Linked DNA regions of Homo sapiens: all the other regions are linked to region 1. Evidence: chromatin contacts called from ENCODE Hi-C or POLR2A ChIA-PET data. All regions are on one chromosome and are shown on one strand. Each heading gives the region's core, a stretch centred on a gene start or an enhancer-like site at or near the end of the contact. The rest is flanking DNA. Distances are from core to core; before and after follow the strand shown. Region 1 holds the start of BICRA-AS2 (BICRA antisense RNA 2). Region 2 holds the start of DACT3 (dishevelled binding antagonist of beta catenin 3). Region 3 holds the start of PRKD2 (protein kinase D2). Region 4 holds the start of CYTH2 (cytohesin 2). Region 5 holds the start of GRWD1 (glutamate rich WD repeat containing 1). Region 6 holds the start of SLC1A5 (solute carrier family 1 member 5). Region 7 holds the start of ODAD1 (outer dynein arm docking complex subunit 1).

What was found. A loop is a pair of places that touch in the nucleus more often than their neighbours do. ChIA-PET counts read pairs that join two places held with the same protein, here RNA polymerase II (POLR2A). Pooled maps may share reads with other maps.
Region 2: a loop to region 1 is called in a pooled map, with 6 times the contacts of the local background. The contact joins the promoter of DACT3 here to the promoter of BICRA-AS2 in region 1. A Hi-C loop is called at or near these places in 5 of 50 pooled maps.
Region 3: a loop to region 1 is called in a map with no recorded cell type, with 11 times the contacts of the local background. The contact joins the promoter of PRKD2 here to the promoter of BICRA-AS2 in region 1. A Hi-C loop is called at or near these places in 4 of 37 single-sample maps with no recorded cell type and 7 of 50 pooled maps.
Region 4: a pooled map shows a loop between it and region 1 (7-fold over the local background). The contact joins the promoter of CYTH2 here to the promoter of BICRA-AS2 in region 1. A Hi-C loop is called at or near these places in 1 of 37 single-sample maps with no recorded cell type and 7 of 50 pooled maps.
Region 5: a pooled map shows a loop between it and region 1 (7-fold over the local background). The contact joins the promoter of GRWD1 here to the promoter of BICRA-AS2 in region 1. A Hi-C loop is called at or near these places in 6 of 50 pooled maps.
Region 6: a pooled map shows a loop between it and region 1 (6-fold over the local background). The contact joins the promoter of SLC1A5 here to the promoter of BICRA-AS2 in region 1. A Hi-C loop is called at or near these places in 2 of 37 single-sample maps with no recorded cell type and 6 of 50 pooled maps.
Region 7: a map of naive thymus-derived CD4-positive, alpha-beta T cell shows a loop between it and region 1 (5-fold over the local background). The contact joins the promoter of ODAD1 here to the promoter of BICRA-AS2 in region 1. A Hi-C loop is called at or near these places in 1 of 168 maps with a recorded cell type or tissue (naive thymus-derived CD4-positive, alpha-beta T cell), 6 of 37 single-sample maps with no recorded cell type and 11 of 50 pooled maps. POLR2A ChIA-PET finds 5 or more read pairs at or near these places in 1 of 52 experiments (BJ).

The regions. Positions count from the first base shown.
Region 1 is chr19:47,607,256-47,609,980 of GRCh38, forward strand. BICRA-AS2 (BICRA antisense RNA 2) reads right to left here and starts at 1,374. Exons shown (of 1, transcript NR_186352.1): 1 at 618-1,374. It overlaps BICRA (BRD4 interacting chromatin remodeling complex associated protein), which reads left to right and starts at 1,879. Exons shown (of 15, transcript NM_001394372.1): 1 at 1,879-1,913. RefSeq lists silencers at 884-963, 1,034-1,083, 1,134-1,213, 1,274-1,653, 1,764-1,813 and 3 more.
Region 2 is chr19:46,659,818-46,662,542 of GRCh38, forward strand. DACT3 (dishevelled binding antagonist of beta catenin 3) reads right to left here and starts at 1,365. Exons shown (of 4, transcript NM_145056.3): 1 at 999-1,365. The coding sequence starts at 1,247. It overlaps DACT3-AS1 (DACT3 antisense RNA 1), which reads left to right and starts at 547. Exons shown (of 3, transcript NR_040042.1): 1 at 547-591. RefSeq lists silencers at 1,163-1,412, 1,623-1,742.
Region 3 is chr19:46,715,711-46,718,435 of GRCh38, forward strand. It overlaps PRKD2 (protein kinase D2), which reads right to left and starts at 1,404. Exons shown (of 18, transcript NM_016457.5): 1 at 421-1,404. The coding sequence starts at 660. LOC107987269 reads right to left here. Exons shown (of 4, transcript XM_017027568.2): 2 at 2,643-2,725; 3 at 2,089-2,266; 4 at 824-1,467. The coding sequence ends at 1,101. RefSeq lists silencers at 1,300-1,349, 1,370-1,529 and an enhancer at 2,650-2,699.
Region 4 is chr19:48,468,047-48,470,771 of GRCh38, forward strand. It overlaps CYTH2 (cytohesin 2), which reads left to right and starts at 1,323. Exons shown (of 12, transcript NM_004228.7): 1 at 1,323-1,480; 2 at 2,307-2,454; 3 at 2,557-2,623. The coding sequence starts at 1,462. LOC105372430 (a long non-coding RNA gene) reads right to left here and starts at 1,487. Exons shown (of 3, transcript NR_186576.1): 1 at 965-1,487. RefSeq lists enhancers at 424-924, 629-788, 982-1,975 and a silencer at 1,339-1,528.
Region 5 is chr19:48,444,603-48,447,327 of GRCh38, forward strand. GRWD1 (glutamate rich WD repeat containing 1) reads left to right here and starts at 1,381. Exons shown (of 7, transcript NM_031485.4): 1 at 1,381-1,590; 2 at 1,783-1,900; 3 at 2,079-2,241. The coding sequence starts at 1,404. It overlaps GRIN2D (glutamate ionotropic receptor NMDA type subunit 2D), which reads left to right. Exons shown (of 14, transcript NM_000836.4): 14 at 1-329. RefSeq lists enhancers at 1,132-1,211, 1,372-1,461.
Region 6 is chr19:46,787,193-46,789,917 of GRCh38, forward strand. It overlaps SLC1A5 (solute carrier family 1 member 5), which reads right to left and starts at 1,402. Exons shown (of 8, transcript NM_005628.3): 1 at 208-1,402. The coding sequence starts at 773. RefSeq lists silencers at 480-529, 540-589, 1,560-1,719 and enhancers at 1,070-1,671, 1,320-1,614.
Region 7 is chr19:48,320,582-48,323,306 of GRCh38, forward strand. ODAD1 (outer dynein arm docking complex subunit 1) reads right to left here and starts at 1,390. Exons shown (of 16, transcript NM_001364171.2): 1 at 1,097-1,390; 2 at 191-230. It overlaps LOC124904735 (a long non-coding RNA gene), which reads left to right and starts at 887. Exons shown (of 2, transcript XR_007067284.1): 1 at 887-1,396; 2 at 2,209-2,725. RefSeq lists silencers at 775-894, 1,365-1,654 and enhancers at 1,005-1,244, 1,251-1,545, 1,765-1,824, 1,835-1,894.

The DNA of each region.
Region 1 (2,725 bases), core at 124-2,623:
AGCACACACCACCATGCTGGGCTAATTTTTGTTTGGACAGGGTCTCGCTATGTTGCCCAGGCTGGATAAATTATTATTATTATTACTATTTTTGAGACAGAGTTTCCCTCTTGTCGCCCAGGCTGGAGTGCAATGGTGTGATCTCGGCTCACTGCAACCTCTGCCTTCCGGATTCAAGCGATTCTCCTGCCTCAGCCTCCCAAGCAGCTGGGATTACAGGCGTGCACCACCACACCCAGCTAAGTTTTGTATTATTAGTAGAGAAGGGGTTTCACCATGTTGGCCAGGCTGGTCTCGAACTCCTGACCTCAGGTGATCTACCCTCCTCGGCCTCCCAAAGTGTTGGGATTACAGGTGTGAGCCACTGCGCCTGGCCGATAAATTATAAAAAAAAAAAATACGTTGAAGTAAATATTATGGGTAGTACCGCCAAGATACTAGAACACATGTTAAGGCTTAAAAAAACAGAGGCCGGGCACTTTGGGAGGCCGAGAATAGCTTGAACCCAGGGGACGGAGGTTGCGGTGAGCCTAGATCGTGCCACTGCACTCCAGCCTGGGCGAAAGAGCGAAACTCCGTCTCAAAACAAAACAAAATATAACACAACAACAACAAAATCACAATCTGTCTCGATTACTCATTTATTCAACCCGCATTCACCTACTGTGTGCACGAGCTTTTCTAGGGCACTGGGGAGGCAGAAGGGACTAAAACAAAGTATAAATCTCCCTGGGCTGCAAGCATCGGGAGGGCAGGTCCGGGGGCTCTGTGTCCCCACTGGGCCCCCAGCACTGCGCAGCGCACACAGTGGGCGCTCACCAAGCGCTCGCTAAGGGCAACGCGTGAATCCGTGTCCCGCCAGCAGGGCGTTTACGGCCTGGTGGGGCGGAAACGGACCCGACACCACCGCGGCGTCCTGGGGCTTCTGGGAATCCCATCAGCGCGGCCAGAGCGGCCGGGGACAGGCTCCGAGGCAGGCCCGACCCGCCTCCCCGGCGCCGCCGTGGCTCGACGGAGACCAGCTAGGGTGAGTGATCGAGCCACGCCTGGGGTCCCGGCCTGTCACCCCGAAGTCCCCGCCGCCTTCCACCCTGTCAGGCTCCAACTCTGGGCTCCGGCGCGGTCCCACCTCCGGGGGGAACTCCCCTCCATCCCCTCCATTTCCTTCATCCTCGACTCCCGCTATCTTTTCGGACCTGCGGCGCTCCCCCTGGACGCGTCCTCCCGCCGGACGACCGTCCTCCGCCTCAGGGGACGCGCCCAGGACGCACGGCGCCCCCTCCCCAGCCGGACCGGCGGTCTGGGAGCGCGGATCCCTTCAGCTCCCCCGCGCCCCAGCATCCGGATCAGGGCTCGAGGCAGTCGACAAACTACACCCGAGCTCGAGCAGGCGCGCCCCTGAACCCCCGGGACTGGGGCTGGGGGCGGGGGCGGCGCCGGCGCGGAGGGCCCAGTCCCCGGACGTCCGCAGCCTCCCATTGGCTCCGGGTCCCGCCGCTCGGCCTGGCGGGGCCGGGGCTGGTCCGCCCGGACGCGGGGCGGGGATTCCTGAAGCCCCTCCTCCGGCGAGGGCGGAGGGAAGAGGAGGAGGAGGAGGAGGAGGAAGGGGGTGGGGGGCGGAACACAAAACCTGAGAGGTTTTTTTTTTTTTTTTTCCGTTTGCATTTAATTAAAAAAAATTTTTTTTTTTTTTGCATACCCGAGGGGCGCTCCCCGGAACGGGCGCGGGCCCGGGGCGCGCGGGCCTGGGCGCGGGGCGGCGGCGGGGGCCCGGCAGCGGCTGCCGAGCGGCCGCCATGCGATCAGGCAGTGCGCTGACCGGCCCGGCCGGCCGGCCCCTTCTGGGTCCTCCCTTTGCAGCCCGTGCGGGGCCGTCTCGGAGACCCCGCGCCGACGGCTGCTCAAACATCAGGGTGAGTTTCTCACAATGTAGCAATTTCTCTTTAAATCTCTTAACTCTCTCTACCTGCGAGTCGGGGCTGTGACAGGGCGCAAAAGCGAGGGGGGAGTGGGGGTTGGCGGCGAGGGTGTGTGTGGGGGGAGCCGGAGCCGGGGCCGAACCCACCCCCGCGACACTCTCACACTCAGCCCCCCAGCCGGGGCGCAGCGCCCGCTGCCTCCTTTTTTTTTTTTTTTTTTTTTTCCTGCTCGGCGCCCACCGCCACCGGCACCCCCAGCCCCGCGTCTCTTCCACCACCGCCGCCGCCCCGATCCTATGGGGACCCCCCCCCAACCGGCTTCCCTGCCCAGACCCGGCGCCCAGTGCCTCCCCGGCCCTCCCGCCGGCTGCCGGGGATACAATGGAGCGGCGGAGAGAGGAGACCTAACGTTCCACGGGGGGAGGGGCGCGGAGACCCCCTCCCCGTCCCGGCCCCCTCCCCTCGCCCCGCTCCCCGCCTTTCGGGGAAGGCGAAGGCCACCGGGCAGCGGGCGGTGATCTCCCGGCCGGAGGCGGAGAGCCTGCATCTCCCCGCCTCGCTCGGCCCCTGCGCCCCCTCCCCAAATCCCTCCCGTGGGTGTCGCGGACAGTGGGGGGCCCTGGAAAGCTGGGGAGGGATGGATGGGGAAGGAGGCCACCGGGGCTCCCCCCTTCGCACCGCCCCTAAACAATGAAAGGAGTTGACTTGACCCCCAGCCCCCGGCAATAGAGGGAGGTGACCCCCTCCCCCACCCCCAGCTGAGGCTCATCCCGGAGGGGGCCGTTACGGGGGTGGGGGGGGTGAGC
Region 2 (2,725 bases), core at 115-2,614, 950 kb before region 1:
GACAGACTGAGCCTGGGACGTCGGGCAAGAAGAAGAGAGCGAGGTGCAGACAGGCAGGAAGGGAAGGCCAAGGAGACAGATGCAGAGGGACACAGAGATCACAGAGACAGAGAGACAGGATGAAGAAAGAGAAGCAGACACAGAAAGTCACAGGGATGTGGCAGGACGGAGAGAGTGACAGAACCCAGGACGAGATCGGGAGACTCAAGGAATGACATAGAAAGGGGAGAGGCATGGGGCGTCCTCAAGTCATTCCGGAGACCTCTGCCCATCTTCCACCATGAGAACACCCAGAGTCCAGAAGTCTCCCCCAGGCGCTGCCTCGACCTGCCTCCCCTTGGGTCAAGGAGAGCTGGGGCCAGGTAGGAAGCAGGGGAAGTGTCACCAAAGGGTCAAGATCCCAGTGGGGGGTCCTCAGGGACTGTGAGCTTCCTCTCAGCAGTGGTCCCTCCCTCTGGAGGCCCTGAGATTCCCCTCCTCCCACCCCGCCCCCTCCAGAGATCTCCAAGCACACCAGGACTTAGGGAAGATGGAGCCCTGGTGGCGGGGCCCAGAGAAGGGCATGTTTGGAGCCTGGCTGTGTCACCTTGGGTGAGTCGCTTGCTCTCTCTGAGCCTCAATTTGTTTCTCTGTTAAATGGGGACTATCACCCCGTTTCCCAAGCCGCAAGAAGACAACGCCTGCAAAGTACCCGGTCTCGGGTTTGACACATACTTGGCGCCCACAAGGATTTTCTTTGGGGAAGGGGTGTAAGAGACAGGGCCTGTGTTTCTCACGAGGCCCCAGTGGGGGCGATGCAGTTCCCCCTCCCCCGATTTGGGGGCGGGGAGGCCAGGTCCGGCCCGCCGCCGGAACTCCGGGGTCGCCAGCCCCACCCCCTGTCCTTTCTCACTCCCTGCCTACCCGGGTCCCCAACCCCCGCCCGGTGTCTGAGCATCCAACCGAGACAGACAGACACAGACGGGGGTGGAGGGACGGACGGACAGGCAGCCCCTTACCAGCTGCTCCTCCAGGGCCGCTGCGGCCCGGCGCGCCGCCGCCGCATCTTCATCCTCATCGGCGTCCTCCTCGTCCTCGGCCTCGGCGCCCCCCATTCCGGGCTGGGCCAGCCGCAGCGCCTGCTGCACGCGGTACTCCTGCCTCTCCCGGAGCCAATGTAACTCGCAGAGCCCGGCCAGGCTACCCTCCAGCCAGCCCCGCAGCCGGCCCCGCTCAGGGCTCACCGGGAACGAGAAGGCCCGGATCATGGCTGCGGCCCCCCGCCCCAGCCCGGCCGGGCCCCGCGGCCACCCCTCTCCCGGTCCCACCTCCCCGCCCCAGCAGCCTGCCCGCCCGCCCGCTGGCCGGGCTGTCACCGTCTCATCTGCATAGGCGCCCGCCCATTGGGCCGCCCACCCGCGCCTTATCTGCATGGCCACGCCCCCGGCGACCGAGCAACAGCCGCCTATTGGCGAATAAGCTTCCTGACGAAGACTCTCGGGCGTGCAACCGCACCGCCCAACACGACGCATGCTCGCAACTGCCTACTCACTCCGCTCGCCACGCCCCCTCCGTGCAACTGCCTCGGGGCCCTGGCCACGCCCCCCCACGCGTCACAATGAAACAAGCCCGCCCTTGCTTCAATGCCATTGGTCTGTGCCTGGCCGGTCCTGCAGCAGGTTCCACCCTCTTGCGGGCGAGCGCTGGCTACCATTGGACTGTCCGGCGCGAGGGGAAGGGTGATCTATAAATAGGGAATGGGTACACGTGACAGTTTGGCAGCTGCTCCTACCCCTCCACCCCGCCCAACCTTCAGCTTCTGAGGCTGCGCAGGGGGAGAAAAGGGTTAGGGGGTCGAGCCCTGACTTCGCCTCCTCTTCCAAGAAGCCTTCCCAGACACTCAGCTGTAAAACCAGACGGACGTCCTCCGATGAAATTGTTTCTACTTAGGGCCGGCTTCACCGGCTTGGAATCCACTTAGAAGGGTCTTCGCGCTTGGTTGAATGTTCTGCAATTTCTGTCTTGAAATTTTTAGTTTTTGAGCAAGGGGCCCCTTATTTTCACTTTGCACTAGGCCAAATATGTAGCCGGTCTTGCTGCTAAGAGTCTAAGATCGATTGCATTCCAAATTCTGGAATTATAAGACCCTGGGTGGAAGATTCTATGCTTTGACCAGAAGAGAGTCTAAGCAGCTTTTGTCTCCCAGGTGCTAGGAGGATGTGTGCTCATCATTCTTCCATTCCAGGGGCCTTTGTTCTACGTTCTAAGGGGCTTTGTTCTCAGCCTTCTATGATGCTCTATTCTCAACGTTCTCTGGTCCTAGGAGTCTGAGCCTGACATTCGTTTCCAAGGCTTCCTGCTGTCTCTCCAGGCTCCGCAAGCAGGGCTGGGGCACCCTCAGGCGGCCAATCTGTATCACTACGCCGAGCCTGCCTCTACCAACTTCCAAGACCTAGCTCTAATATTCATACTCATCTCTCAGACAGACCTTGGCTCCCTAAAAGCCAAGGCCCAGAAGATCATACAAGAAATTCCCTCTTTTATGATTCCCCGTGCACGAAGTGACCTTCTGGTGGTGAGATGGAGAGAAATTGATAGTGGCGATAGACAGCAAAGTCTCCAGGAGCCAGACTTCCTCGGGGTGAGTCACAGATCTGTCACTTTCCAGCTGTGTGACCTTGGAAAACTTACTTAACCTCTCTGTGCCACCGTTTCTTCATCTGATCACGGGATCATAATACTGGCT
Region 3 (2,725 bases), core at 154-2,653, 890 kb before region 1:
CTGCACCCACACATGTCACCGGATCACCATGGCCAGCCCGGGTTCAATTTCTCCTGTTTCCACCAAATGGGAGGCCCGGGATGGGCCTGGACGTGGAGGTCCGCCGACATCTGCTGCCCCTTCCTCCCCTCTCTACACCTGGCTGGCCCCTCCCTTCCTCCCTGTTTGCTGCAGAAAACAACGACATGCAGGGACATGAAATTTGGGGAGGCCTCTGGGGCACCCCACCCCTGCCCAGTCCTCTCTCAAAGGGATGGTGGGGAGAGGGGCAATGGAGGGGGGCAATGCCCCCTATCCCTCCATCACCCAAAGCTCAGGTCTCCTTCCTCCCTCTTCCGCACACCAGGCCCCAGACCCCTCTGCCAGCGCCCCCTCCTTCAACCTCTCCCCGAGCTGGATCCAGGGAGCCTGCGCCCTCACCTTCTGGTCCACGATGGAACAGGCCAGCTGCTTCACATGAGCCAGCTCGGAGGCGGCGGGCAACAGCACGAACTCGCGGGTCAGCCCGATCTGGATGTGAAAGGAGACCCCGGAACCCGGGGCCGGGATCTGGGGCAGTAGCGGTGGCGGCGACTGCAGCTCTAGGCCGCCGGGGGGCGGAGGAGACCCCGGCCCGGGAGAGCCAGGGAGCCCGGCGGGATAAGAGGGGGCGGTGGCCATGGGGGGAGGCCGGGGACCGGCCGCCTGGAGCCCACCCGGGACCCGGCCGGGGGGCCCCGGGGGACCCTGGGTTCTAGATCCGCGGGATCTCGTGAGCAGGTGGTGGGAGAGCGGGGATCCGAGAAAAGATCTGGCAGGCGGAGGGGACCTGAGGATGGCGGGGTCCTGGGAAGGAGAGAAAGGCACTATAGTGGGTCAGAGGCCCGGAATCCAGGGCTCCCAGAAGATCAGAAAGGAGAAAAGTAGTGGGTTGGAGGTCCCAGCGATTGAGATTCCAAGAAGCCTGAGAGGAAATCTAGTAGGTCGGGGTCACAGGGATCAGGAGAGCCCGCGATTCAAAGGCCCCTTCCCTAGAGGAGGGATTGAGAAGGGGGCAGAGGGAATCCCAGGATCCAGTGCTCCAAGAAGAGGATCCCACTCAGAAGGCGGCCCGGGGGAATTCACCTTGGGGGTGGAGGGCAGGAGTCTCTGAGTCGGGGACCGAGTGGATTCCAGAGATAAAGGGGTTCGCAGGGACCCGACCGGCCAGGGGATGGGCAGAGGGGTCCCGAGGGCCGGAGTGGGTAGAAGGGAATCTCACGAGTCGCAGAAGTTGGAGAAAAGTTCGGTCGGGAGCCGTGAGGAAGGGGGCGTTGCCGGAGCGGGGTTGGGTGGGGGGCAGGGAGGGTCGCCAGGCGCCAGTAGCTCTTTTTCCCCCTCCAAAGTTTAAGTCGGCGGCGGCGGCGGCGGCCCAGGAGGAAGTGTCCGGAGCGACAGTGCAGTCGACCAATCGGCGCGGGCCTCGGCGACGTCAGAGAGGGGCGGAGCCTGCCGAGGGGCCGGGGGCGGAAGGGGAGGGTGGGCCCGGGGCCTCCGAGTTGGGGGCTGGACCTCCGCCTCCAGGGTCCGGGACAAGGGATGGTGTGAGGGATGGAGGGCAGGCAGGCGAGACCAGTTCCTTCCCTGAACACAGCCAAGCCTGGAAAGTTAACTTTTCCCTCGGCTGGACAGGGAGGGGAAACACTATCACCCACCGCCGGTCGCAGGCGTCGGGCTTGGAGGCCACTGGCCCTTTAAGGAGGGGAGCCCTCTCCGGCAGGCGTCCGGCGCCCATGGCAGGGGACGGGTGGGAAATCGGTATCAGGTCCCGGCCCGCTCTCTGGGTTCGGCCTCTCTGTTCTCCGAGCGTCACCCCTGCCCTCCCCGCCGCGTCCCAGCCCAGGGAAGGGGGTGCTGCAGAGCGTCCCCCGGCCCCAGCCCATTTAACACATGGAAAGACCGAGGCCTCCAGATGGGTAGGAAGGGGCTCGCCTTAGGTCTGTCTCCAGCGATGGTGGGCAAGGTGCATGGCGCTAACTGGATGGGTGGGGAGGGTCCATCCCCCCGCCCACCCCAACCCCGCCTTAGGATAGTGTGGGGCTGCCCCGAGGGAGGACAGCACACCCATACCACTTCATAGATGCAGAGTGTGTCTCCTGGGGATGTGGAGTACGTGTGCGTGTCTTTCTCTCCATGTGACTTTGGGTGAGTGGCTTCTCTGTGAGCCTCAGTCCCTCCATCTGTTGGGACTGTAATAGGACTGACCCCACATGGGATGGTGGGAGCCGATGCCATGGTATACTGGTGCCTGGAAACGCAGCAGTTCAGTAAGAGGTGGTTGTCTCTGATAATACGCGGAAAGGGGTGGCCACCTCCAGCACTCAGGCTTTGATGGGTGGGCACACCCATTCAGTCACCCAGCAAGTATCTGTGAGGACCTACTGGGTGCTGGGTGGGCCCTGCTGTAAAACTCCAGCCGCTACAGGGGTCAGGCTTGATCTCTCCTCCCCAGCTAATAATCAAATAGTGGCTACCATTTAGTTTACACAGAATAAGCTGAAGCCTCAGAGAAGCAAAACGTCTTGCCCAAGATCCCAGAGTGAAGTTGCTTGAGGGAAGCTGCCCCACCCACCCCTTTGATTGACAAGTCAAGGCCTAGGTTTGAGCTCTAAGAGAAGGGCCACCTGTCTGGCTGGGATGCTGGCAGGACTGGAAATGGCAGGGCTGGCTGAGGATGGGGGCTGCCAGAAGAGCCCCTCTTCCTGGT
Region 4 (2,725 bases), core at 73-2,572, 860 kb after region 1:
AAAAAAAAAGGGCAAGAGTATGAGAGGACAAGGGGGACCGTGACGTGAGGGGAGCCAGAGAGGAAAAAAGGCCTCTGAGATGGGAGAAGGAATCAGAGAGGTGGGAGGATGCTGAGGAAAGGGGAGTTGTCTTAGCAGGAGGATGCTTGGGGAAGGGAGGAGTCTTAGGAGGATGCTAAGCTAAAGGAAGGAGTTTGGAGAAATGAGGGAGGAGTCTGAGCGGCAGAAGGTGCCAGGAAGGCCGAGCCTGTGCTTTCACTAAATTTCACCTTCCCCTGTTCCATTCCCCATGACCGATACCAAATAGCATAGCATTTAGAAAAAAGTAAATCTTGGCCAGGCGCGGTGGCTCACGCCTGTAACCCCAGCACTTTGGAGGGCCAAGGTGGGCGGATCATGAGGTCAGGAGTTCGAGACCAGCTTGGCCAACATGGTGAAACGCCCGTCTCTATTAAAAATACAAAAAATAGCCAGGCATGCACCATCATGGTGCAACCCTGTAATCCCAGCTACTCGGGAGGCTGAGGCAGGAGAATTGCTTGAACCCGGGAGGCGGAGGTTGCAGTGAACCGAGATCGCGCAACTGCACTCCAGCTTGGGCGACAGAGCAAGACTCTGTCTCAAAAAAAAAAAAAAAAGAAAAAACGAAGAAGTCTTTTGTTTCACCACTCCACGACTCCGAAGAGGCTGAGGGGGATGGGGAGGGCATAGATGGTGATAAAGAAGGAGTTCGGCGGTAAGAAGGGGCTGAGAGGAGGGGAAATACGCGGAGAAGAAATGCAAAAGAAAAGGAGGCCTAAAGCCGCTCCCGGTTGCATGGCAACCTTTGCGGTCAGAAGCCAGCATGGCCTGCTAGGAGGTGTGGCTTACGGAAACAAGCCAGTTCTAGCCCCGCCTCCTAGCAACAAGACTAACAAAGTACCGCCCCCTAGCAACGTATTATCGGAGGCGGGGCTCGGTTTACCTAGACTCCAAGTGTCCAGGGCCTTTGAGCAGGCGCAGAGGTGGCTGTACCGCGTGGCTCCGCCTCCGCGCGACACTTTTCCGGGGCTTCTCATTGGAGAGCAAGCCTGTCAAGTGCTTTCTGTTGTTTCGGAGGCGGGGCCTGCTGCCCTGCCTGCACTCCGATTGGCCCCGCGGGCCGTCTACCTCTGGCCGGACATACCTACACCGGCTTTTTGTACGACTGTTGGCCCTGGAGAACGATCCTTTGGTGGCGAGGGCGGGGAGGACGAAAGCGCCCACTGTGGATTGGACAGTGTCAAAAAGAGGGGCGGTCCCTACTGAAGGGGCGGTTGGGCGACGAAGGGAAGAGTCTTTTCAGCGCTGAGGACTGGCGCTGAGGAGGCGGCGGTGGCTCCCGGGGCGTTTGAGCGGGCTCACCCGAGCCCGCGGGCCAACGCGGATCCAGGCCCGACTGGCGGGACCGCCCCGGATTCCCCGCGGGCCTTCCTAGCCGCCATGGAGGACGGCGTCTATGGTAGGTCGGGGAGGGGCGGGGTCGGCTGGGAGTTGCTGGAGCGTTTTCTCCTGAACGTTCCGCCGCGAACGTTTCCCCCTGGCGCGCGGCGCCCAGAAGCGTTCGGCTCAGTCGTAGACTTGTCGCGCCGCTTTTGTTGGGCGCTGGACGGGCTTCCGGCGGGGCCCGAAAGCCGGGCGTTCCAGGCCATTGTTTGGGCTGAGCCTGTTTCCGGTGGCGGCGGGAGGGGCGGGATGGAGTGGTGGAGGCGAGGCCGGGGCGGAACCATTCCCGCTGGAGGGGCGGGCGAGCCCAGCGCCTGCCGGGGCCGGGGAGGGGCGCTTGGGTTGCGGGGAGGGGAGAAATCTTGGGGGGCGGGGGCCTTCGATGTCCCGCCCCACCTTCCCAACTCTCCTGAGCTGTCATCAGTTCCCCCGGCTGTAGTGACTTTTCATGGACCCAGTAGTCCGGATAACCAGGTCCCCAGCTACCTCGCCAGTAATGGAGTCAGAAAACCAAGGCCTCAGTCCCCTTCCAAGTAATGGACCTAGAAGCCGAGGCCCCCAGCCCTTTCTTCCCTCAGATCTAAGAGCTCAGGCACCCATTCCCCTTCTCCCTCAGACTCAGGAATCCGGGCCCCAATTCCCCTTGTCCCCCAGGACTCAAGAGTTTAGAGCCCCAGCTCTTTCTCCTCTGCAGGGAGGAATCCAGGCCCCCAGCCCATTCTTCTGTGCAGACATAGGAAGCCCCTTACACATCCTCTCCCAGCTCTGTCCGCCCCCAGATTGCAGGAATTCAGGCTCACGGCCCCTAGCACTGACTTTTAAACCTTGACCCCGATCCCTAGAACCCCCAGACCTGACTCCGGAGGAGCGGATGGAGCTGGAGAACATCCGGCGGCGGAAGCAGGAGCTGCTGGTGGAGATTCAGCGCCTGCGGGAGGAGCTCAGTGAAGCCATGAGCGAGGTGGAGGGGCTGGAGGCCAATGAGGGCAGGTGAGGGCTGGGGCGGATGACCTAGGGGGCGTGGGGTTGGCTGAGGCCAGGGATGCCCAGGCATTGACCCTCCACCCCCAACCCTGCTCTCTGCTCCTGCAGTAAGACCTTGCAACGGAACCGGAAGATGGCAATGGGCAGGAAGAAGTTCAACATGGACCCCAAGAAGGTGCTTGGGGCCACAGGACTGGGATCAGCTGGGCAAACATCCAGGCAGGGGCTTCTGGCACCTCCGGGTTCCAGAAGCGTGATGGTGCCGGGTCTATTCTAG
Region 5 (2,725 bases), core at 131-2,630, 840 kb after region 1:
AGGACACGTCCCCAACGGAAGCCCCGCCTTCCCTTGCACCGCGATGAACCCAACCTCCCTGAAGCCAAAACTTCCCACCCTGCCGCACCTCCGGACCACCCCACTTGCCACCAAGCACATCCTCTCCAAATCCAACCCTTATTTGCGACCCTTCAGTGATGACCCAGCAGACCTCCAAAAAGCCTCCTCTGCCCAGATCTCCAGCCGGGTCTGGGGCTGGGTTGCGGAGGGGAGGGTCTGGGAGTCCACACTTCTCCACCAACTTCCCTTCCCACTCTCTTATTCCACATTGCAGTGTTTGGAATAAACCATGTTTTTATGCCTCCTCAGTCCAAGCCTAAGCTCCGTATCTGTTAGCCCCCCTCAAATTCTCTGGAGGAAACAGAAACACAAAAGTCCCACAGGGGAAGAGGAGACAGAATTAGAGAGAGAACAGAGACTCTGAAAGGAGGTGCCTGGGGAGACAAAGACCAAGAAAGAGGAGGTGGGAAGAGACCCTGAAAAGAAAGTCGAGAGGGTACTGGGGCAGATAAGAGACCCCAAGAGAGTGGTGAGATAGATCCCGGAGACAAAACATATTAAGATCAAAGGTATGGTTTTATTTCCTATGGCTATAGGTACCAAGGCTTGCTACATTCTCAATATCCTGTTCATGCAAGCTAGGAGAGTGTCTGACATATCCCAGCCAATCCGCATTATCTTGAATGCTGTTAATCTCACCAATGAGAATCTATTTCTAACATTTCATTATGTCAATTAGCCAAACCGCTGGTGCTGATGGGCGATAAAGAGAGACGAAGCACTTGTAATAGCTGCCTCCAGAGGGTGGACTTTCTGATTAAGTGCTCGCTGACCAGAGCTGAAATGTGAATGTCTGGTTAGGCAATTGACTGCCCCTAGAGGGTAGATTGAACCGCCTAACTTACAGATAATATCCATCCTGTCTACAAGAAAGCATTTTTGAAACAAATGAAAGCCATCACAACAGAGAGAGGAAAAGAAACCGGCCTTATGGGTCCTCGGGGAGTAGAAACTCAGTCTCCTTGCCAGTGAAAGAGCAAATTTGCATATATGAATAATTAATTAACTGGAAAGAACGCTCTCGGAATCAAACTGGACAATGGGGAAAACAAGCCTCCCGTAGAACTACAACTCCCAGAAGGCCTTGCCACTACCGCGAGGAACAGCGCCCAAAGTCACGCGAAGATGCAGTTTCTCCGTATCCGCAGGCTTCTTTCGCTGGCGCCATTACCTGAGTTCTCCTCCAGCGTTTCCGCACCCTCTCCGATTAGCGGTCCCAGGAGTTTCCAAGGTAACCGCGCAGTAGGGCGGATCTCATTAGGCGGAAAGCGAAACCCGGAAGTGACGCTCTTACCGGGTGTCAGCAGCGAGAGGGTTCGAAGATGGCGGCGCGCAAGGGTCGGCGGCGCACGTGTGAAACCGGGGAACCCATGGAAGCCGAGTCCGGCGACACAAGTTCCGAGGGCCCGGCCCAGGTCTACCTGCCCGGCCGGGGGCCGCCGCTACGCGAAGGGGAGGAGCTGGTCATGGACGAGGAGGCCTATGTGCTCTACCACCGAGCGCAGACTGGTAGGGCTGAGTCCGGACTCCAGGGTCCTGAGGTGGCTGATCCCGAGCCTTTAACCTGAGAGGTGCTCGGGAAGAGAAGGCTGGGGTCTAAGAGAAGTGATTTCATACCGGAGGCGGTTGATCCATGAGGGAGGTGGGGACTGAGCTCTTACTGTCCCGTCTTAACTCGTAAACCCCGCCTTCCATCCCCAGGCGCCCCCTGTCTCAGCTTTGACATAGTCCGGGATCACCTGGGAGACAACCGGACAGAGCTTCCTCTTACACTTTACTTGTGTGCTGGGACCCAGGCTGAGAGCGCCCAGAGCAACAGGTAAGACCCGAGGCTTTTCCAGGACCAGGAGGCTCAGTTTCCAGCCCCTTCCTCAGCACCCAGGAGTTAGGGCTTCCAGTTTCTGCCTCTCGCAGATCCAGGAGTCTGGGTTTCCAGCCTCTCTCCTTCCTAAGAATCCTGGAATCTAGTGCCTAACTCACCCCACAATTTCTCCCAGACTGATGATGCTTCGGATGCACAATCTGCATGGGACAAAGCCCCCACCCTCAGAGGGCAGTGATGAAGAAGAAGAGGAGGAAGATGAAGAGGATGAAGAAGAGCGGAAACCTCAGCTGGAGCTGGCCATGGTGCCCCACTATGGTGGCATCAACCGAGTTCGGGTAAGTATGGTCCCAGGAGCCTGCTCTGCATACTCTGAAACACATCTGACCCATCCCCTGTGTCCATAACTCCCAACACCTCCTCATGTTCTTTTTTTTTTTTTTTTTTTTGAGACGTAGTCTCGCTCTGTCACCCAGGCTGGAGTGCAGTGGCGCAGCCTCGGCTCACTGCAACCTCTGCCTCCCAAAGTGCTGGGATTACAAGCGTGAGCCACCGTGCCTGGCCCATTTTTTTTTTTTTTTTTTTTGAGATGGAGTCTCGCTCTGTTGTCCAGGCTGGAGTGCAGTGGTGCGATCTTGGCTCACTGCAACCTCCCCTTCCCAGGTTCAAGGGATTCTCCTGCCTCAGCCTCCCAAGTAGCTGGGGCTATAGGCGCCTGCCACCAGGCCCTTCTAATTTTTTGTTTTTTGGTTTTTTTTTGAGATGAAGTCTTGCTCTGTCGCTTAGACTGGAGGGCAATGGCATGATCTCAGCTCACTGCAA
Region 6 (2,725 bases), core at 152-2,651, 820 kb before region 1:
CAGGCCCCCAGATTTAGAAACCCCTTCCCCAGGAGACTAGACTCACACTCCCGAGGGCTGGAGCCTCCCCTCAATATCCTGTCGAGTTTTCCTAAGACTCTAGAGGGAAGTCTCTGCTCCAGGGGCCCCAAAGCCCCGTCCTGTCCACGTGACCACTCCCGCCATCCGTAACACTCTTCCCCACCTCCCGGGGGAGCGGGAGCTGACCTCGCAAGATCCAGGAACGAATCGAGCACCTCCTTGCTGGGGGCATTTTCGGCACTGCCCGCGGCTCCCACGGAGGCGTTGATGGCGGCGGAGGCGGCGCCCGGCTGCAGAGCCAGCGCCAAGCCCACTCCGAGCGCCGACGCCAGCAGCGTGGTGACCAGGAAAAAGAGCAGCGCCCAGGCGCCCAGACGGCCGAGCGCGCCGGGGTCCAGGCTGGCGGCGCCGCCGATCAAGCTGCACACCACCAGCGGCAAGATGATCATCCGCAGCAGACGCAGCAGCAGCTCGCCCGGGAAGACGAAGGCGCTCAAGCGCTCCGGGCCCAACGCCAGCGCACCCCCGGCCCCCGACACCCCCAGTCCCAGCGCCACGCCGGCCACCACGGCCACCACTGTCAGCAGCACAAGCAGGTTGGCTCGAAGGCAGCGGCGCACCTGGTCCCGGGAACCGCAGTAGCCGCCTGCTGCCGCGCCTTGGTCCTCGATGGAGGCCAGCGCCAGGCCCCCGTTGGCGGTGGGCTCCGCCGCTGCGAGCCCCTTGGAGTCTCGAGGAGGATCGGCCACCATGATGGGAAGCACCGGGGTTTCTTAGCGCCTGGAAGCTGGCTGGGAGCGCTTGGGCTCCTTCCCAGGACCCGACGTTCCTAGGACTGAGTTGAGTAACAGCACCTGGAGACTGGAACTTTGGAGGGCTCCTTAGAGTTGTGAGTTCACAGCACTGAAGTTCCTTGGCTCTTGGAAGCTGGAGTGTTTAAATTCCCCAGGCTGGGCGCTGAGGCTTCTCTGCTCTGCCCCGTGTGCCAGATGTCCGAAAGCTGGGAGTTCGGAGCGCCCGGGTTCCTTGGCCCTAGGAGCTGGGAATACGAGAGTTTCTCTGGGTGGGACGTGGGGCCCTTGGCTCCAGGAGGTTGAGTGCCCCCAGATGGCGGAGGTCTGCAGGAGGCTAGGTTCTGGTGGCGCAGATCCCGGACGCCTGGATCCGGGAGGCGGGGACCCGGGCTGCCTGGGTCTTGGACACTGAGGGCTGGGATGCCAGAATCTGGGGGCCGGGAAGCGGACCTCCGGAAACAGGGGACCCAGGCTCTTAGGTCCGGGAGGGTGGGATGCGGGCCCCTGTGTACGGAAGGCGGTGGTCTGGTGTCCGGGAGTAGCGGTTACCAGCCAGAGAAAGCCTCCCGGGCGTGCCGCGTGGCTCTGAGCCCGTTTAGCGGAAGCTGCCAGGGATAAGGGTAGGGGGCGGGGCTTGAGAAGGCGGGGACCGACCCTCGGGCGCCGATTGGCTGCAGAGCGTTCGGAGACTGGACGAGTAGGGGCGGGGCTGATACCCGAGATGGGCCAGGTCCCCCATAGAAGGCAGATTAATAATACCCATCTCCAGGAGCCGGGCCCAGAGACGACGGGGCGGGGCCAGGAAGGGGCGGGGCCTTGGGAGGGTGCTGTTTCCCGCCAAAGGAACTGGGTTGTGGGTTGGAGCCCTTAAACCACAGGGGTTCGTTCCCTGGTGCGAGGGTCGCTAGAAAGCTCCGGTGGTCCTCGGTGATTCATTTGCAACTCAACTCAGCTTTGGAACTCCTCAGCCCTGAGTTTGGTCTTTAGTCGCCTCTGAGAACTTTAATTCCTCGAATATAAAGTGCAGGTGTTAAAAGCTTTTGTCTCATATGATTGCTGTAAGATTTAAATAAAATTGATGTATTTATTTAGGGAGCCGTGGCTCAAGCCTGTAATCCCACCACTTTGGGAGGTGAAGCGGGCGGATCACTTGAGGTCAGGAGGTCGAGACCAGCCTGGCCAACATGGTGAAACCCGTCTCTACTAAAAATACAAAAATTACCTGGTGTGGTGGCACGTGCCTGTAATCCCAGCTACTGGAAGCCTGAGGCAGGAGAATCGCTTGAACCCCAGAGGCAGAGGAAGTCATTCACCTTGAGGCCACACCTAGAGAGGATGACACGTGCATGCCCACCTCCCAAGCCCCTAACCGCACCCACTCTGCTGCCTCCCCAAATTCTCTGTTAGTGGCCGTTTGGGAGGTTAACAATGAATTATGATTCCTTACTCCACCTGACAGTGTTGAAATCCTCATTCCTTTCCCATCTCTAGCCTGTTCTGTGACATTTCAGGCTTTCATGCTTGCTCAAAGATTGTAGTGGTAATGTCAGAAGCTTCCTCCTACAGCAGCTGTGAGGCCTCAGGTAATTTACAACCTCTATGAGGCTCAGTCTTCATATGTGTAAATGGGAATAATAATAAGTCATACCGCCTTGAGTGTTGCAAGGGTTCAAATGAGATAATACGGCCGGGCGCAGTGGCTCACGCCTGTTATCCCACCACTTTGGGAGTTGATGCGGGCAGATCACTTGAGGTCAGGAGTTCCAGACGAGCCTGGCCAACATGGCAAAACCCTGTCTCTGCTGAAAATGCAAAAATTAGCTGGGTGTGGTGGCACATGCCTGTAATCCCAGCTACTCAGGAGGCTGAGGCAGAAGAATTGCTTGAATCCAGGAGGCAGAGGTTGCGAA
Region 7 (2,725 bases), core at 140-2,639, 710 kb after region 1:
TCTCACACTCTGGGTCTTGCGTCTAGGCTCCGATTCTGGCGCGGGTTTGGCAGGGGACAGGCCTCCTGGGCTCTCAGGATATCTGAGGCCAGGCTGTTTGGTCGCAGGAGAGGGGGAAACCCCGGCCTGCTGTAGTGGGGGTTGGGCAGGGTCGGGGGAGTCCTGGGCCCTACCTGCCGACGGGCCTGACCTGTTCTTGGTGCTCCAAGTTCAGTGTTGTGGTCTGGTTACTGGGGAGATAAGGGACCAATGAGGACTGAGGACAGCGGCCAGGGAGGGACTGAGGCCGCGGGAGAAACTATGGGAGGAGGGGCGGAGAAGGATGCGAGGCGTAGACCTGCAGGGTTCCCACGGACTGAGAACTGATGGGCAAGGCCAGGCGCGGTGGCTCACGCCTGCAATCCCAGCATTTTGGGAGGCCGAGGCGGGCGCATCACTTGAGGTCACGAGTTCGAGACCAACCTGGCCAACATGGTGAAACCCCGTCTCTACTAAAAGTACAAAAAATTAGCCGGACATGGCGGCTCGTGCCTGTAATCCCAGCTACTCAGGAGGCTGGGGCAGGAGAATCGCTTGAACCCGGGAGGCGGAGGTTGCAGTGAGCCGAGATCCCGCCACTGCACTCCAGCCTGGGCGACAGAGCGAGACTCCGTCTCAAAAAACAAACAAACAAACAAACAAAACTGATGGGCGGCGAGGTCCTGAAAGGGGCGGAGCCGGGAGGGCCTGTGGAGCGGTGCTGCGGAGCCCTGAGAGGTGCACGGCTGTGAGGCCTGAGAGGGGCGTGCCGTAGGGAGCTGTGATGGGCGGGGCTGAGACCTGTGAGGAGAGTGAGTGGGAAGAACTTCGAGGGGCGGGGCTTCGGGGCCGGCGAGGGGAGGGGCACGGACACCAGTACAGGACGGGGCTTCGCAGACAGCGAGCGGAGGGGCTTCCCCGTAAGGGGCGGGCTTCGAGGGTCGCGTTTGGAAGGCCTTACGAGGGGCCCGGTGGAAGGGCGGTGAAGGGCGGGCTAATCGGGAGGCGCTCAGGCCTTGAAGGCCTGCGGGAGGTCGAAATGGTCCTGGGGAGGTCGAGGCTGAGGTCTCACTAGTACCGCGGGCCTGGAAGCGGCGGGAGTTGAAAGAGCCTGCGGTGACCTGTATGGAAGCCCTCGAAGCCAGGCCGAGGTCCTACAAGACGGAGCCCGAGAGGTGCCGGTCTTAAGCTGACTGTGACCACGTTAAATTAAGGATTCATAGGAAGGAAGGCGGTGTCGAAGCCGGGAGTTGCGCGGAGAAGGAGCGCTCAACACAGCCTCAGCGGTTCACTACGCAAGCGCGACCAACGGCTTCCCGGGAAGCAGCCAAAAACGCTTGGCCGCCTACCACGTCCGCGCGCTGGAGGGCGGAAGTGGGTGAGACCTCGGGCACTCCATACCGCCCCCCGGTTTCTGGCCACGCCCCCTCTGGTTACACCCACTCGCTCTGTAAGGCACGCCCCCTCCGCGGCGGCGGCTGCTGCCCACGTGGGCCTCCCCGGGCGGGCGGGCAGTGGGCGCCTCTCCCTGCAGGCTGGGTGTGCCCGAAGCCTGCGGTTTCCTGTGGGAGGAAGCGGCCTGCGTACGCTCAGCTCAGCTCATAATCTCGGAGGCCCAGGATGGGGAGATCCCGCCGCCACCCTCAGATCCTTTGATTCTTCCCCTTCTACATAGCCATAGTGCGGGGACCCCCCTAATATCCCCAGGGTACCCAAGCCTGGCGCCGATCCCACTCAGGGAACTTGATTCTGAGTCCTAGACTCGTGTTTTTCACCTCCCCGGCTCAAGTTTCCATCTTCCTAGCCCCTGGCTCCCCCTAGTCCTCTCAAGAAAGTGGAGCCCTCTTTTCCTGCTCCCCAAGAGGAACGTATGTCTCCCCAGCCCCTAATTTTTCCTTCAGTGACCCAGACTTTGCAACTTCCTTAGGGATCTGAGTGCGGACCCCAGTTTCTGTCTCTCAGGCACTTAAGTTTGAGACTACTTATTCTCCCCCAGGGACCCTCATTTTGGATTCCCAACTTTAGCCTTGAGACCCAATGGACCCAAGAATTTGCCCCTTCCCCAACTCCTAGAGATCCTGAATCAGGGTCCCCCAGTACTGACTCCACTCAGAGCCCCAATGCCTGATATGACTAGCACTACCCTAAGAACTGCCCTATAATGTATTTACTATTATCTCTATTTTTCAGATGAAGAGACTGAGGCATAGAGAAGTTATTAGTAACTTGCCAAAAATTACACAGCCATTGAGTAAAACAGCTTGGATTTTGAGTCCAACCAGTGTGGCTCTAGAGTCTGTGCTATACTGGTATTCCAGCTTCCAGGTCTTGGGGTACCCAGCCAAGCACTGAACTGTCCATCCCTCACCCCCTCAGGGAGCCCGAATCACCAACAGCTATCCCAAACCCAGCTCTGGCCCATCAGATACCCAGACATCCCATCATCCAGTTCCCTTCCCTGGATCCAGGATTTGAATTCCCCTGCTCTCAATTTATCAGAGTTCTGGGCACCTGGTCCCCTCCCAAGAGACTCGTGTACATAGTAGTCATCACCCCGACCCTAATTTAATATCCCCAAAATTAATAATAATAGTTAACAGTAAACCTTTGGGGCCAGGCACAGTGTCTTACGCCTGTAATCCCATCATTTTGGGAGGCCAAGGCAGGCAGATCACTGGAGGTCAGGAGTTCGAGGCCAGCCTGGCCA